Regions from separate parts of the Homo sapiens genome. Here region 1 is linked to region 2. Evidence: read pairs that join two places in POLR2A ChIA-PET (ENCODE). Cell type or tissue: A673. All regions are shown on one strand. Links, peaks and the distances in the headings refer to the core of each region. The heading gives the core; the rest is flanking DNA.

Evidence for each region. Peaks named below come from ENCODE experiments on the same cell type or tissue, not always from the same donor. Only the 100,000 strongest peaks of a DNase experiment are listed, where the experiment ranks them.
Region 1: POLR2A ChIA-PET joins it to region 2 with 5 read pairs; 1 of 35 experiments calls an interaction of 5 or more read pairs at or near these places.

What each region holds. Positions count from the first base shown.
Region 1 is chr18:32,665,162-32,673,515 of GRCh38, reverse strand. KLHL14 (kelch like family member 14) reads left to right here. Exons shown (of 9, transcript NM_020805.3): 9 at 1-843. Among named protein-coding and RNA genes, the nearest start is that of KLHL14, 100 kb to the left of the region's middle. In A673, for the core only: a CTCF peak has its summit at 3,762 (motif pointing right); a DNase peak (open chromatin) is centred at 4,495.
Region 2 is chr18:32,748,453-32,756,806 of GRCh38, reverse strand. The region is part of intron 2 of KLHL14 (kelch like family member 14); the gene reads left to right. Among named protein-coding and RNA genes, the nearest start is that of KLHL14, 20 kb to the left of the region's middle. In A673, for the core only: no CTCF peak of the experiment used is centred there; a DNase peak (open chromatin) is centred at 1,706.

The sequences.
Region 1 (8,354 bases), core at 2,174-7,173, 84 kb after region 2:
TAAGCGAGCAATTGCTAGTTGTCTTGAGGAGCATGAGGAATTCAGGAGCAGAAGGTCAGGATAGCATGAGATAGTCTCAATGTGGCCAACCAAAAGGACAAAACTGACAGGAATGCACATTCGATTTTCAAGCCCTCCAGAGCTTGAACAACAACTTTAGGAGTAAATAAAAGCCTAAAATATATTTTAACCATCCAGAGATGGTGTTGAATCCTTCAACAAATGTGTCATTCAAAACAGTAATTAGGGAAATCCCACAGATGAAAAATGCCTTAGTGATAAGCTTTCATGGCAGAGCACGTCAAGATAAATGGGTATACTGGAATCCGATGCCGTTTCTACAGTAAAGTGCAATCTTCGTTGTTTTTGTATTTATTTGTATGTTCAGATCCAAAGGATCCGTTGTAAAAATATATATATATAAATATATGTATATCCAGTGCAATCAACTGTCATTTCTTTTTCCTTAAAACATATGAGTATATAGAAAGAAAAGTTACAGTACTCTGTGGGAAAATCTCAGCTGACATCATGAATAGAATGAGGTCTGCTTCAGAACCTTTTGTTGTCAACTGTCACTGTTTCTTCCAAAAGTCACAATTTGTACAAGAACCTTTGCTTTCCTTAGACTTGTTCTGCATTTTATTTTTTATTTCTCACCAAAATAAAAGCATTTATGAGAATTATAAGTAAAGCTTTCTGTATTTCAGAGAGACATAAGTTACTAGAAAGTGAAAAGTGAATAAATAAGTCACAGAGAATGTAAATTTTGTACAGTATTAGAATGTGTAAATGAAGCTTGCTTGGAAGGGGAAAACTTTAAATAAAAACTTTATGTACTAATTCAACTGTCTCTCATATCCTACTTACATATGTATAAATCTCTACATTAAACCGTTTGAAGGTTTGTGATATGTAAATGCCTAAATATTTTTGTTCTGAAGCTGTGATTTACAAGTGTTATTTGGCTTTCTCACAATATGTAAATGTATACAGTATGGACAGTGCTAAAATTATGGAATACTTCTGGAAAATGCTGTGAGTTAAAAATCATATGAGTGGAATCTGATGTTTTCACTACAAGAGTGTTATAATAAGACATAACTTATCTGAGATCAAATAACTAAATATTTATACACATTATTAGAAGCACCATTTGTGTTAAAAATAACTGCACCCTTTTTAAAGAATAAGTGAGTCACACATTTAATTAAATCAATTATCAAATACATAGTATTTAATTTTATTCTCTTTTGAAGATCTGATGAAGTAGTTGTACAGGGCAATTAGAGGGGCTATGGGAGACATAGGGGGAACTAAGGCTTGCAGTTAAGGGTAGCAGTTGGGCAGCCTTCCAGGCAAAGAGCTGTGTAAGATCAGGAGCTACGTTCGGAAGCCTGTAAGCTGGGGGGAATTTACTTTAATGCTTCCCAGCCAAATCTATCATTAGTGATGATTAAACTCAAAATTAGAGGATATTTTGATTCTCCCTAATATTCCACAAGAAAGAGTAATGGAGTTTCTTTCTCCTTCCATTGGATCTTCTCCTCCACATACTAGAGTAGCACACTGAAAGAAGACCCTTCTCCTGAGCCAATGGCTAGTTGCTGAAGGGCTTCTCCAAATCCCCTGAAATACCCAAGGCTCCAGTGCTGACTAAATATCATGAGATGTTAAGAAGGCATGCTTATCTTTTTCCTAATCCCAATAAGCCACCTACTTGATGTCCCTCGCTAGACTGTACTTTCATGTTTTATATTTAGTTAGTTAATACTTGAAGGAATTTTGGGTAAAGTGGAAATATACTGAGGGGACAAAAAAAGATATTTTTTCTAAGAATACATCTTAAAACTGACTAAAACTGGAAGAATGCATATACAGACCAGATTTTTAAAATTAATTAAGCTGTGTCTGTGAGCTTGAAATTAGTGTCTGCATTTGTTCTACCCTATTCAGCCAAAGTCATATTTTCCCAGCTGCTTGACACTTATATCACTTAACAAACTATCATCATTATCAACATGGTAAGTATCAAGTATTCATTGAATATCCCAAAGAGCATCATTATAAATGCCTGACTTCTGATTAAACTTAATTCTTTAGGTCAAAATAGTTTTTAAAAACAAATAAATAAGCTAAAACAAGAGTAGTAAAGCACACCAAAGCCAACTAATACACATTGATGAGTACCTTGATAGACTGAGTTCTCACAGAAAGGACCGATCATGACTGATCATGCCTGACTTTCTAGAAGCACCTAACCTTGAGGATATTAAAACTTTAGTGGAAAATATTATGCCAATAAGAAGCAGCAGAAGGGTCAATGTAGGAATAAAATATTCAAATACATAGTATATTTGCTTTGTGTCGCTGTAGCTATATAGTGCTGCTCTGAATTGTAGAATAAATATACACCAAATATAGGGTGGTGTGTCTTTATGGAGGTTATCTTAGTCCATTTTGTGATGGTAGAACAGAATACCTGAAAGTGGGTAACTTATAATGAGCATAATTTACTGGTGCACAATTCTGAAGGCTGAAAAGTCCAACACCAACTTTCTGCCATCTGGCCAGGGCCTTCTTACTGTGTCATCCCATGGTGGAAACCAAGAAAGTGAGAGAGACAAGGGAGGCCCAATGTGCCCTTTTATAGTGGCACCAATTCCACCCATGAAGGTGAGCCCCTGTGACCTAAACACCTCTGAAAGACCTCACCTCTTAATATTGTTACAATGGCAATTAAACTTTAATATGAGTTTTGGAGGGGACAAACATTCAGGCCATAGCAAAGGTATTCTACATTTGTTGACTCTATAGGCTTGGTGCAATAACAAAAAGTGCATGTTTAGATATGCATAGTAAAAATGTGCTTCAAGAATGCAACACAAAAGTTTAGAATAAGAAAAATTTTTCTATAAATTGAAGCTTGAGTGGCTTATTCTATTCTAGGTTGTTGCCTAGCATATATTAAGGACCCAGTAAACGTTAATTGTTAACATTAGCAGCAGTAGTATTATTTTAGTGTATTTTAGTTCACTAATGATGCTAAAGACAAGACAATGAAGTAAATTAATGCGTGGGACTGTCCACTCCTCAAGCACAGAAGAATTATATCACTTCAGATAAAGTAATAAAGTGATCCTTGATTGTAACCTCCCTTTCCCTTCTTTATTTATTAAGCTGACTCTTATTCTGTGGCCTTCCAAATCCCTTATATACAACACAATGGCCTGTAGGGGTAGGCTGGGGAAAGGTGAACATTTGGTTGCAGGGAGATAGCAGGCTCTTTGCTTCCAATCACGTTGCTCAAATCTGGAACAGTTGACCCATCAGTCACCTCAAGTGCACATGTGCACCATAATAACAGTCCCACAAAACCTGCCACCAGCACCCAAGCATACCATCGAAACCTGAGAATCACCCCACCTCACCTCCCGCCACTGACGTCTGTGCACTCTTTTTGGAGGCCTGAGAACAGGCCCACTCAGCCTGCTACCACCACCAACACTGGTACCACCCACACATGTCACCAGGGGCCTGGGGACTGCCTCACCCAGCCATAGCAGCCACCGCTGACACCAGCTCATGCCATCTGAGAGCCTGAGGTTATCTTACTACTGCTACTGCCATCATGCATGCCATACACACTGCCCAGCAACCTGAGGCCTGCCCAGCCACCCAGCCCACTGCTGTCACTGCCATCAGGTAGCCTGGAGGCCCAAGAATTGGTCTTCCTAGACCCACTAATACCAGTGCCCATGTACACCACCAGGGGGACCCAAGGACAGGCACGCTTAGCTCACCACTGCCATTACAGGGGCCCCAGGACTGGCCCACCTGGCCTCCCCATCCTAAGCAAAGTCTCACCATAGCCTCCACTAACAACTTCAGCCTAAGCCACTGAGGAAATCACAGACACCATTGACACTACTGACAGCCAAAGAAATCATACAACAACTACCCTACTGCACATACCCAGAATCAAAACTAAAGCGCCCTACCCAACTAATGCCACCGATACATCTACAGGAAGAAGTCTTTGTCTATGAAAGGCAATCTAAAAACTGGAAGAAACAACTGTTATGTCTGTTTTTTTTTCTGATTCCCTTTCACCAATTTTATTCTACAGTTCATGTTCTACCCAACTACTATTATTATTTCACCATAACACTTTGAAATCTCTAAGTTTCGGATCTTCAGGGACATTGCTTATTTGGTTCATCTCTGATCCTTTTTTTCATTTAACATTTCTGATGAGAAACACTGCAGCTCCTTCCACCTGCAGGCTCTTCCAGAATAGCTGTGGTAAATTGTACTTTTTTAATGAATGGACTTAGACCACCAAGCTTCCACACCAGGCCAGATGGCATTCATACAGTTTGGCAGGAAGTTCTTTACTTGTCTTACAAGTTTTTCTTAAAAGCAATTGGGACTATTAAAGCCAGCTGGGATGGAAAGCCATATTAAGTTTATTCTTTTCTCTTCCAACACAATTGGTTGTATTAATCCAATTCACAGGATAGAAAGAAAAAAGAAAAGGAACTTTAAAGCCAAAGTCCCTTGAGGCTATATAAGCTACATGAGGCTATATGAGGTCCCATGAGAAGATATAATCCTCGTGTCTAACTAGACCACCCCTAGAATAGTCATCATCTCCTCTATGTCTTTAGAATATTTACCAGCTGCATTATTCATGTAGCTTCTGTCACATATTTTCTAATATTGATGGTGTTTTATGTGTAATATTTATGCCTTGTTTTAACTAAGCCCCTTGGTGTATAAGAGGCAACGTCTGAATGTTGTGTTTCCCCACCATGTTTGCTCACAGCAGTGCTCAGTTGCTTAAATGGTGGTTGATTTTAGGGGTATTAGAATTCCTGGAGTAGCAGAGTCATTTCTGACTCAGAAATTTTATGTGCATAATCTTGAAAATGTAAATTGTACATGGATGTTCTGGATCCTAACTGCTACCAATATAATAAGCCCTACAATAGCCTTTGATACAAAGGTCTGTAAGTATGTGACCACTAGTTGCTTTTGTCATATTAACCATGTTCCCCTTATTTAATGGCTGTGAAAAACCAGAATTTTAACCCTACTATTATGAAAATCTTTTTTCCGAAAAGCAAATGGATAGTACTGGTGTGATTCTTGCCTCCAGCTCAGGAAACATTCACAAATATTGCTTCCTAGGTGGTCTCTTCACAAACAATGAGGATTAGTATGTAATAACTCTCTTGGTATCCCCAAAATATATCCCCAGTATTACAGTCAGTCTTTTATTTATTGATTCCTCCCAGTGTGGATGAAGCTCTTAATACGTAAGTAACCATAATGTAAAGTATATGTGCAATAAAATCATACAAATAAGGTGTTGTGGGAGTTCCAGAAAGAAGTTTATGTCCAACTAGGGGACTCAAGGAAGACTGAGGCAAAGGCTGTATACAGAGTCAGTCATGAAGAATGGGTAGAAAATAAGAGATATTTTTTCAATTAATGTTTGTAAGGTAGTCCTTGAAAATACAGCAGATAATAACTAAGCCATTTTCACATGGAAAAGTGCTAGATCAAAAATAGTAGTACAATCATTTCCAGATTAGTGTATTGGATGATGGTTTGAATAATGAAGTGTGAAGGCAAGAACTTTTATGTCCAGATAGAATAAAGTAGTTCAGAGCAGGCCAAGATTTCCACTGTGACAACTAGCAAAAGATGAATGGTATTTTGTTTAACATTGTTAAAGGCATGAGAGATCTATGAAAGCAATTAGGACTAGATTAATTAAAATTCCAGAGGAGAACAGAGTTCCTAGATGAGCTGATTATGGCCACTAATATTTTTCTCTAGGAACGTTTTCCAGTTCTGACCAAAAGTTGATCAACCTTGGCTCAGAAAGAGAAGAGGCTATGCTACTGGAAAGAGAAACCAGCAAAAGTGTTAGCTGCCACACAAAACTGGACTGACAAAAATGAAAACTTGAGAAGCCTTAAACACAGCCAGTTTTCCTTGAAGGGAATTTTGGAGTTCTGGTATTGCCCAGGAAGATAAAAAGCTAGGCCAAAAACTTCCAAAAGGCAGAAAATAGCTCCCACAATCTCACAGTGCTTAGAAATTAAAGATTTTCAAGGTGAAGAAAACTCTTTCAAATACATGACTGCTCACCCCCTAAAGACATTTGCCAATATTAAAATGGTATGATTTGTGAGGATAAAAAGTTACGCTGACAGAGGCGGGCAGATTGCTTGAACCCAGGAGTTCAAGACCCGCCTGGGCAACATGGCAAGACCCTGTCTCTGCAAAACATACAAAAATTACCTGGGCGTAGTGGTGCATGCCCGTATTCTCAGCTACTCTGAGGCAGGAGGATCACTTGAGCCTGGGAAGTAGAGGTTGCAGTGCGCCGAGATAGCACCACTGCACTCTAGCCTGGGCAACAGAGTGAGATCCTGTCTCTAAATAAATAAACAAACAAACAAATAAATAAATGTTAGGCTGAACTCCTCTAAAGGGAAAATCTGAATCTCCTGCAAACTGCAGGGCTGACTGGACTCACAGCCAAAAGCCTGGGAGGGCCTACCCTAGGAAGAGTGACAAACCAAGTATAGATTGAATCTTACTAAAATGAGTTCCAGCCAAGCTTGATCCCTGAATGAATTAAGATAATAACTTCCTCACTCTATCTGCATAACAGAAAAGGGGACTCCTTCTCTGATAGAAGATAAAACCATATGGAGCCTACAGTTCTTTCATACACAAAAGCATTCATTCAGCCAAAAATTGTTACTCATGAAAAAAAATCATGTGACTTATAATCTACAGAATAAAGCAATGAAGAGAAATAGACCCACTGATGATCCAGATGTTTGAATCAGCAAACAAATAACTATGATCAATATGTTAAATACAAAAAAGTAGAAAATATAAATGAAACGATGAAAGCTCTAACCACAGAATTAGAGTCTATTTTTTAAAAAAAGAATCAAGTAGTTACTCTAGAACTAAAAAACACAGTATCTTAAATTAAGAACTCAGTGGATGGCATTAATGGCAAATTAGACACAGGATTCGTGTCTAAACTGGAAGAGAGATTAACAGAAAGTATCCAAAATGAAGCACAGAGAGAACAAAGAATAGAAAAAATATATAGATTGAAGTGGAAGAGACTTCTAGGACATGCTCAAAATGTCTAACATGTGTATTATTACAGTTCAAGAAAGCAAGAAGAGAGATGATAGAAAACCAGCAGTCTCAGAGGTATTGGCCAAGAATTTTCCAAAACCGTTAAAGGATATTGACTCACAGATTTAAGAAGCTCAACAAACACCAAGCAGGATAAAGACAAAGAAAACCACACAGTACATTTCTGAAACATACTGTATGAAAGTACAGTAAAATTCCTAAAAAACAGAGATTCTTAAAAATAGCTAGAGAAAAATATCATATTATTTTCAAAGGAGCAATAACGTGGCTTTCGACTTAGTTCTGAACAGAAATGACTGAAGCCAGAGACATTAGAATAACATTTTTGAAGTGCTGCAAGAAAACAAAAACCATTCCAGAATTCAGTATCTGGTAAAAAATATTCTCTCATCACTGAAAATAAAGACAATTTCAAGCAAAAAAACAAACAAACTAACTAACTAAGGGAGTTCATTGTCAGTAGGTCTGCATAAAAGAAATACCAAAGGAAGATTTTCAGGCAAAGGAAAATAATCAGAGATGGAAACATGGAAAAAAACAGGAGAAAATTAAGAACACAGGAAAGGATAAATATGTGAATAACTATAAATAAATATAGATTGTATAAAAACTGTGAATTCTTGTGAAATTTTAAGTTTATAGGCACCTTAAATACATAACATGAATTATTTGAAAGGCAGGAGGGAAAGATAAATAAAGTTCAAAGGTTCTAGGTTTCTAGTAACATTAGGAAAGAGTTCAGAGTAATAATTTGTAATAAGTCAAGGATGTATGTTGTGATCTGTAGGACAAATATTAAAAGAAGAATAAGGTGTAAAATTAATAAATGAGCAGGATGAAAAAGAAATAATGTAAATATTTAATTCAAAAATCAAGAAAGTAGAGGAAAGATAATATTAATACAGCCAAAATAGAAAGCAAATAGTAAGATGGGAGATGTAAAACCAAACATACCAGTAATTTCATTAAAGAAAAAGGAACTAAATAGTCCTAGTAAAAGAATAAGTTTGTCAGATTGGTTTTAAAAATGAATGATGCTTATAAAAGACAGCATTTAAATATAAAGATAGACCAAATGAAAGCTTATATAATTATAATACTATCAGGCATAGCATGAAGGAAGACTAAACAAAGTTCATCAAAATGGCCTGACT
Region 2 (8,354 bases), core at 1,192-6,191:
CTAGACAGTCACTTCAGAACACCTAGAATCCTGACAAACTTCAATTGGCATTGTTGTATTCAAAATTGAAAAGAGAAAATAGACATGCAATGCAAAACTGAAATATTTAAACACCACCCTTAAGGCACTTAAATAAATTCAAGATTTGGGATTTTTCCAGGGTTAAGGAGCAGCAAATGAAACCAACAGCAAGTAGTCTAGGTAAAAATCTATCCCAGGAAAAGGGACACCTCTTGTGCAGGAAAGAGCCCCTCAAGCCTTCCATCAGTTTAATCAAACTGACAGTCCAACTTCCAGGAAAACAGTCATTCTTTTGACCTATTAAGAGAAGGAATAATCTCACCTTAGAAAGGTTTTTTTTGAAAGTGTTTCACATTTGCATGTGTGTGTGTGTGTGTGTGTGAAGGAAACTCTAAACCCTAAAGTCTCCAAGTGGCTTAACAAAAATTTATTGTCTCCAATTTCTGGTGGTTGGAAGTTCAAGACCAAGGTGCCAGCAGGGTTGATTTCTGCGGAGCCTCTCTTCCTGGTTTGTAGACAGCTGCCTTCCTGCTGTATGCCCACATGGCCTTTTCTCTGTGCTTACATGCAGAGGAAGATCTGGTGTTTCTTCCTCTTCTTATAAGGACATCAGTCATATTGGATCAGGGCCTCACCCTTATGACCTCATTTAACCTTAATTACCTCCTTAAAAGCTCTATCTCCAAATGTAGTCACTTTGGGGGTTAGGGCTTCAACACATGAATTTGGAGGGAACACAGTTTGGTCCGTAACAAAGCCACGTTTAAGACACAAAATTAGAAAACAGGGAAATTAACTGAAATATTGCTTTTCAACTAGATCCATACAAGCAAAGTTATCTAGGCAGCTGAACAGTTATCCAAGTCAGCAGTGTATAAATAGCTCTTCCAGTAATGTAAAGCTAGTAGAGAAAAAAAAATTCAGATCCTTTTTCCTCAATTCCAGAAGATCTTGCCTAGACCAGTAGCTTTTTCAAGAATCAAACATAGAGCTTTTTAACAAAATATATCTTCCCTAGCTCCACCCCAGAGATTCTAAATAAATTGATCTGAAAGGAGGTCCCAAGAACCTGCATGTTTAGCAAGCATCATAGGTAGTTCTGCTACCAGTAGATTTTGGACCACATTTTGAAAATCATGGAACTAAACAAATAATTGCTTCTGTTTTTTGAATTTGCTACATGTCTATAAAAGATAGGAGAAAATACTGATAGTGATTTCTTAAAAAATGGGGAAAAATTTTTGCAAAATTAAAAGAAATTTCATTAATTGATATGAGAAAAAGGGAAATGAGTCATAGGGAAAGTTGCTGGAATTACCAAATTCTAGGGGATTTATTTCCTAGAGATGAAATTCGGGTCCCTAGCGCACTACAGAATTTGCACTAGAGAATAATTCAAGCCACACAGTATAGCATCCACAATTCAGCTTCAGAGAATATGGTAAACTTTTCAGAATAATTTGTTGCTGCATGTCAAAGATCTGATAATGAAAAGAATATTGCTCCAGATTAGCTGATTGGGTGGGTCTTAGAGGCTTCTGTGAATGCCCTTTCCAGTGGGGGATGACCTTGGAGGGCTTCCTAGACACCACGGAGCCCTCCACCTAGGGTTCATTGTGGCACCATGGTCCCTCGAGGGTTGGTGATACAGCAAAGAACAGAAAGAACTGGCTCCCTACAAGGAGGGAGAGGAAAAGCAGAGGAAGATAAGAGATTCCATTTCACCCACAGCAGCAGGGTGTCCCTAAGCAGGATTCCACAAGCCACACCTCATTGTCTCCTCAGCACACACACCCGCCAGGGCCTGCCTCCCTCCCTTGCTGCAGATCTACACAAAAATAAGGATAACCTTCTTCTTTTATCTTTGCCCCAGGATGATTTCATAGCATTTTTCTTACCCTAAAAATAAACGTTGAGTCCTTTTAGAAGGAATCCACTGAAACTCCCTTCTTGAAAATGGACACTTATTTGTTGCCATGAATATTCCGGGAGAAGCCTGGAGAAATCTATCCTGTTACTAACTTTTCTCAGTATCTCCCTGCATGGCCACTCCTGCAGTGACTCTCCAACTGGAAACAGCCTGGTTGGCAGGAGGCTGGCTCCAGTTCCTCCGAAAGAGCCTCACAGTTTCCCCACAGGGAACCTCTCCCTGGAGTTAGAGTAAAGAATGAAATTGGACTTTGGATCGGGAGGCTGTTGTCCCTCTCAGCATCATCTTGAATGGCTGAACTCCTTTCTTCAGAATGTCAGGTTGCTGTCAAAATATTCATTTCTACCATTATGTCTCACTCTCTCAGAGATATAATTTTAGTGGAAAGATGTTGCATCCTTCTGAACTTGAATTTTCATTATTATTTTGTGACCTTGGTGTCTTTCTGCACTTTTTCTTCTGCAGCAGGTGCCAAAGTTTCCTTAGGTCAAAAAGTCACTCTTATCTCTTCCAAAAGCCAGCCAGATGGGAGGGAGAAAGAAAAAGACAGGACGAAGTCTCAGTAATGAGACTGGCTCTCAGGAGGCAGCATAGTCTAATAATTGGGCTTTATTAGGAGTTTAAATGCAGGCATTACTTACGAGTCCATCACTAGCCTGAGAGTGATGCTTTATCTCCTTTCGTCACTAGGCTATACAGAGCTTGAATGGCTCCACTGTGGCAGGCTGCACAGAACCACATCTCTCTTGAACAAAGAGAAGAGCTTTCTCCTGTCACACACATGTTGGTTGTCCCCACCAGCTTGCTCAGTAGCAAGCATCTGTGCTAGAGAGCAGCAGGACCCTGCATCCCACTTGCAGGCAGGAGGATTAGTCTGAGAGCTAATGCTTGCCACGCAACTTCCTCACAGGGATGTGGGGAGGATTAATGAGATGCTATTTCCATTGCAATTTATGCTCTTCAGAAGAAAGGTGCTAAGTAGGAGGTATTAGAATTAGGGATTATACAGGTAATCAAGCAAAGAAGATATTCAACTGCTCCTAGTTACCAAAGGAAGCTTTAATCTGGGAGGTGGAGAAGGAGGGGGAAATGCAGTGAGTATAAACTTGGCTGGAAGCCATTGTCCCTCATGAAGCAAAGGGCCAAGGATGAAGTGTCAAGTGCTATGTATAATATAAAGATAAACTCGTCCTGATCCTTGGGGCTTATGAGCTAAGCCTTGGGTGGTGGGGGTGGGCTACATTTCATGGATTCAGATAAAGGTCTTAAGACTTTTTTGTTATATCTGCCCCTGCCATCACCAGCCAGTCTGCAAGTTTGGTGCCTAGAGGAATGTGGCAAAAGCATAAGCCAACTACCGTAACTGCATGCTAGAGGACACAGTAACATTCTGGAAGAATTGTGGAGGACCCATGTGAGCCACAGGGGCGGGATGAGAAGTGAAGGGGCGGGATGAGAAGTGAAGGGGTGGGAAGATGGCTAATCAAAATTGCAATGTGTAAAGCAACAGCCAACAAAGTTGTTGATCTTCACATGGTCACACAGACAGGAAGTGGCAGAGTTGGAATGTAACAGGTTTTCAGAGCTTCAGATATTAAAGTCCTGATTTCTTCCATTTCTTATAGTGCGTCCCCAAGTAGGATTTATCTGCCACTGGTAGAATGTGAGACAATTTCAGATGGTACACAAGAAATCATTTTAACATTTATAATAAGTTAGGTATTGTTATATTTTAACGTGTGTTAGAGATAAAATAATTAACCCATGAAGCCCATGATTTAGTAAATATAATTGCTTAGAACCATGGTTCTCAATACCCGTTGCATCTTATTAATAGAATCACTGAGAAAGCTTAAAAGACACACACACACACACACACACACACACACACACACACACAAATATGATGCTGGGTCCCATCCCAGATCATTGAATCAGAATCCCTGAGAAGTTCTGATAGCTTATAAAAGTTCCCACATTGGAGGCGGAGCTTGCAGTGAGCCGAGATCCCGCCACTGCACTCCAGCCTGGGCGACAGAGCGAGACTCCGTCTCAAAAAAAAAAAAAAAAAAAAAAAGTTCCCACATTGGGAACCACTACAATAGCCTGGGATTTTTAAGGAAGCATTTTTTTAAGTGAGCAGTTTTAAATAAAATATTTAGTGAATAATTTCAAAGCATGTGGCTATGGCAAAAATAATGAAAGTCTTCTGTTGTACTGATAACTGAAGTTTGGTAAACATTGTGCTTTATCATGGTAGGCTCCTATTCTATAAGACAACACTAGACCTAAAGAACAAAGATAAGCAGAGACATCCAAAGAAAAATGATGAACGTGATAACGTAACAAGAGAAAGACTCATTATTTGGACATGCTCAGACAGGGATAAAAGGTGGAGGGTCTAGGGCAGTACATAGTAAAAATAGCAGCTTAGATTTGGGAGTTGGTTGATATGAATGTCCTTTTCCCAATATATGGCTCTCTGAGTCTTCCACCCTGTGGTTCAGAAATACGCTTTTTCCTTTTTCCCCATTGCCTTTTGACACCTCCACCCCACTGACTGAACCTTGAAACAAGTAAGGGAAAAAAAAGAATATAAAGAATCTATAACATCCTCCTAGATAGTGGGATTTTGTAATCCCACTGATCCTTGGGGCTTATGGGGCTTTTAGTCTGCCCACCTATTCCTTCTTTGTTGTTGGTGTTTGTTTGTTTTGTTTTGTTTTTTTGAGATGGAGTCTCACTCTGTTGCCCAGCCTGGAGTGCAGTGACGTGTCCTCAGCTCACAGCAACCTCCACCTCCCAAGTTCAAGTGATTCTCCCGCCTCAGCCTCCTGAGTAGCTGGGATTACAGGCACACGCCACAACCCCCAGCTAATTTTTGTATTTTTAGTAGAGATGGGGTTTCACCATGTTGGCCAGGCTGATCTCAAGCTGCTGACCTCAAGTGATCTGCCCACCTTGGCCTTCCAAAGGGCTGGGATTACAGGCATGAGACACTACGTTGGACTCTATTCCTTCTTTTATTCGTCATATCTTCATTTATACAACAAACATTTATTGAGCACCTACTATGTAGTAAGTTCTTCTTGCTTTTAAGTATAGTCAGAAGTTTTTTCAGTGAGCATGTATTATCTTTATGATATAATCAAACAAATCTTAAAGTTACTTCCATCTTAGGAAAACTAAATAATAGGCACGTGACTGACCGTTCTTCAGTCACCACATAGCCAGACTCTGTGTGTGAGGAAGAGGAGGAGCCCAAAGTCAGACTCTGGGAAGTAAGGCATTTTCAGCCACACCTGAGAGCCACAGAAGAGTTGTGTGAGAAAACCCTGGAGATGTTTCTTGTGTGAAATGGAGGAAAATAAAACCCATCCTGCACACTGGAAAAGCTGCCTAAGCCCCTTTTCCTCTAGTCTTTCATCTGTTAAATGGGGATAATGATACTTTGTGTTTACCTACCTCCCAGAGGCATTATCAGGTCTATTTAAAGGCTCTTCCGATGAAAGCTGCTGTGTAATTACCAAGAACAGCTATGATAAAGACACCTAAATACAACAGCAAATCAGCTGGAACAAACTCTCAAAGGAGTTTACTTCGCTGGAAAATTTTAAGAGAAGGGTAGCAGCTCTCCTTAGGGCAGTTTTGGGTACCATTCTGGCTGGAAGTTTAGGGAAGGCTAGCTGCCTTTCAAAGCCTCCTTCTGGCCAGGCCAATTACTTGGAGTAGAGGGATCTACCTCTGTTACTTCCTCCCCACGATCTGAGCAGCTTCCATATGAAATTCCCCTTTCACATTTTTCCAGATCTGGACTCACAAGCTCTTTTATCCCCCAAATGAAATTCCAGGAAGACATTTACTAATAGGAGAAAAAAAGAGAGAAAGGAAAGAGAGGTTATAATAAGATAGGTAATTGGGAATTCAATGGTTTTTAAGAAGAGGACTGATGTAATTGGTTATTAATGTTTGGCTTTGCTAAAATTCATTTGACAAAATATGTAGTGTTGATGGGGATGGGGGTCAGAAAGCAGGGCTACCACTTTACAACAGCACAAGGGAGAACCAACCCAGCTGAATCCAGCTGATGGCCGCTCAGCTGGAATGAAGAGAAAGATTTAAGAAATATTACAGCTCTAGAAACTATAGAATATAGCAAGAAAATGGAAGAGTCAAGGATACCATGAAATTCGGTGACTTGAATATTGTAAGATTTGGTGACTACCCTAACAGAGGCAGCTGGCAGCGAAGAGAAGTAAGTAGATTATATTTTATGAATGAGATCTGAGTCAATACCATTGTAGGAAGTCCAGTGATTTTATATTTTTGTTAAACTTGCTTATGCAATCAAAGTTCTGGCTATTTATATACAGTGTAACATATGGTATCTGCAAGGCTTCTAAGCAATAAAAACTCCAAAATTCCAAAGATGAATTTTCAAATGAGTACTTTGTAAAGTTAATAATTACACATAATAATAATCGCTATCACTTATCAATTTTGAACTATATAAATATTTTATTCCTATGTAACCCAGATTTCAGCTGGAGGCATAACAGATCTGGTAAAGAAATTGCTATGAACCCCTATAATCCTCTGGCCTGTGGAAAACCAAAACTATTTTGCTATGGTCTAAATGTTTGGGTCCACCCCTTAAAAATTCATACCTTGAAACCCTAATCACCAGTAAGATAGTATTTGGATATGGGACCTTTGGGAGGTAATTAGGTCATGATGGTGGAACCCTCATGATGGAATTAGCGGCTTTATAAGAAGAGAGAGGAGAGCACACACGTGTGCTCTCCTCTCTCTCTCTCTCATTGCCCCCCTCACCATATGAGAACAGAAATGGGAAGTGGGCCCTCACTAGGAACAGAATCTACCAGCACTCTGATCTTCCACTTTTCAGCCTCCAAAACTATGAGAAATAATTTTCTGTTGTTCAAGCCACGCAGTCTATGGTATTTTTGTTATCGCAGCCTGAACTGACTCACACATCCATCCTCATGTCTGTGAGTCCCTGGAACTTGTGTTTTCCTGGCCTTTTCTACCTGCCAAATCACTCCCATACATTGCTGCTGTACCACCAGATGTGAAAATGCCCATTTACTGCTTTTATGCAATACTAAGCTATCATAAGTTTAGTAAAGTCCACTGAAATTGGGAGGACATGGGAAAGAGTCAAAACTTCTTTCCATTTTCCACAGCCCCTTCCTCCTGGATTATGTTGAAAGTATCAATATTTTCCCCCTTCAGTATGCAGAGACATTCATCTTTCAAGGTGTCAGCAGCACAAAGGGCCTTTCATTTGCTGGAGGGACTGGCTCTACAGAGTGGCTTTGGTTACAAGTAGAAGGCATTTATTTTGCTATTACACCTAAATGACTTTATTTAACCCTTACAACATTCTTGTAAGAGGATACCATTATTCCCACTTTACAGATGAAGCAACTGAGGCTTAGAGTCAGCCCAAGGAGTTAAACATAAGAAAAGGTAGAGGATTTAAATCCAGGTCTGATGACTCTTAACTTGTAATTAACCTGGCTTCGGAAAGATGGGGTAATGATTATCTACTCTGGATCGCTTTGCTACTTCAAAACTGCTTGTTGTTATTGTCGTTGTTTTCAATCAAATCTCCATGTTTCAAAAAATGGTCATACACTCCCAAAGACCCTATGTAGAGAAAGTAAAAATCCCAATGATTTAGTATCATTTCAGGAAGAATGAGTTAGCATAATTAAAATATCAAAACAATTGAAGTACAACTCTTTATTATCTTTAAGTAATAAAACTTGGATGAGGGCATAGGCCACCTGCTTGTCAAACCTGCAAATTACATAAAGGAACAGATAATATTGATGATAATGAGGATGAGGATAATGATGATGTCAATAACTATGAAGTTGTTGATGATGGTGGTGGTAATGATAATTAGCATTTATTTAGCACTGTTTTAAATGCTTTACATATATTATATCTTTTAATTCTGAAAATTAAAGATGCCTGCGCCTTAGGTCTTGTTAGTGTTATCCCTATTTTATAAATAAGGTTAAAGAGAGGCAAAGAGGCCAGGCCCAGTGGCTCACGCCTGTAATCCTAACACTTTGGGAGACCGAGGTCGGGGGATCACTTGAGGTCAGGAGGCAGAGACCAGCGTGGTCAACATGGTGAAACACTGTCTCTACTAAAAAAAAAAAAAAAAAGCCTGGTGCGGTGGCTCACGCCTGTAATCCCAGCACTTTGGGAGGCCGAGGCGGGTGGATCACCAGGCCAGGAGATGGAGACGGTGAAACCCAGTCTCTACTAAATATACAAAAAATTAGCCAGGCGTGATGGCGGGCGCCTGTAGTCCCAGCTACTCGGGAGGCTGAGGCAGGAGAATGGCGTGAACCCGGGAGGCGGA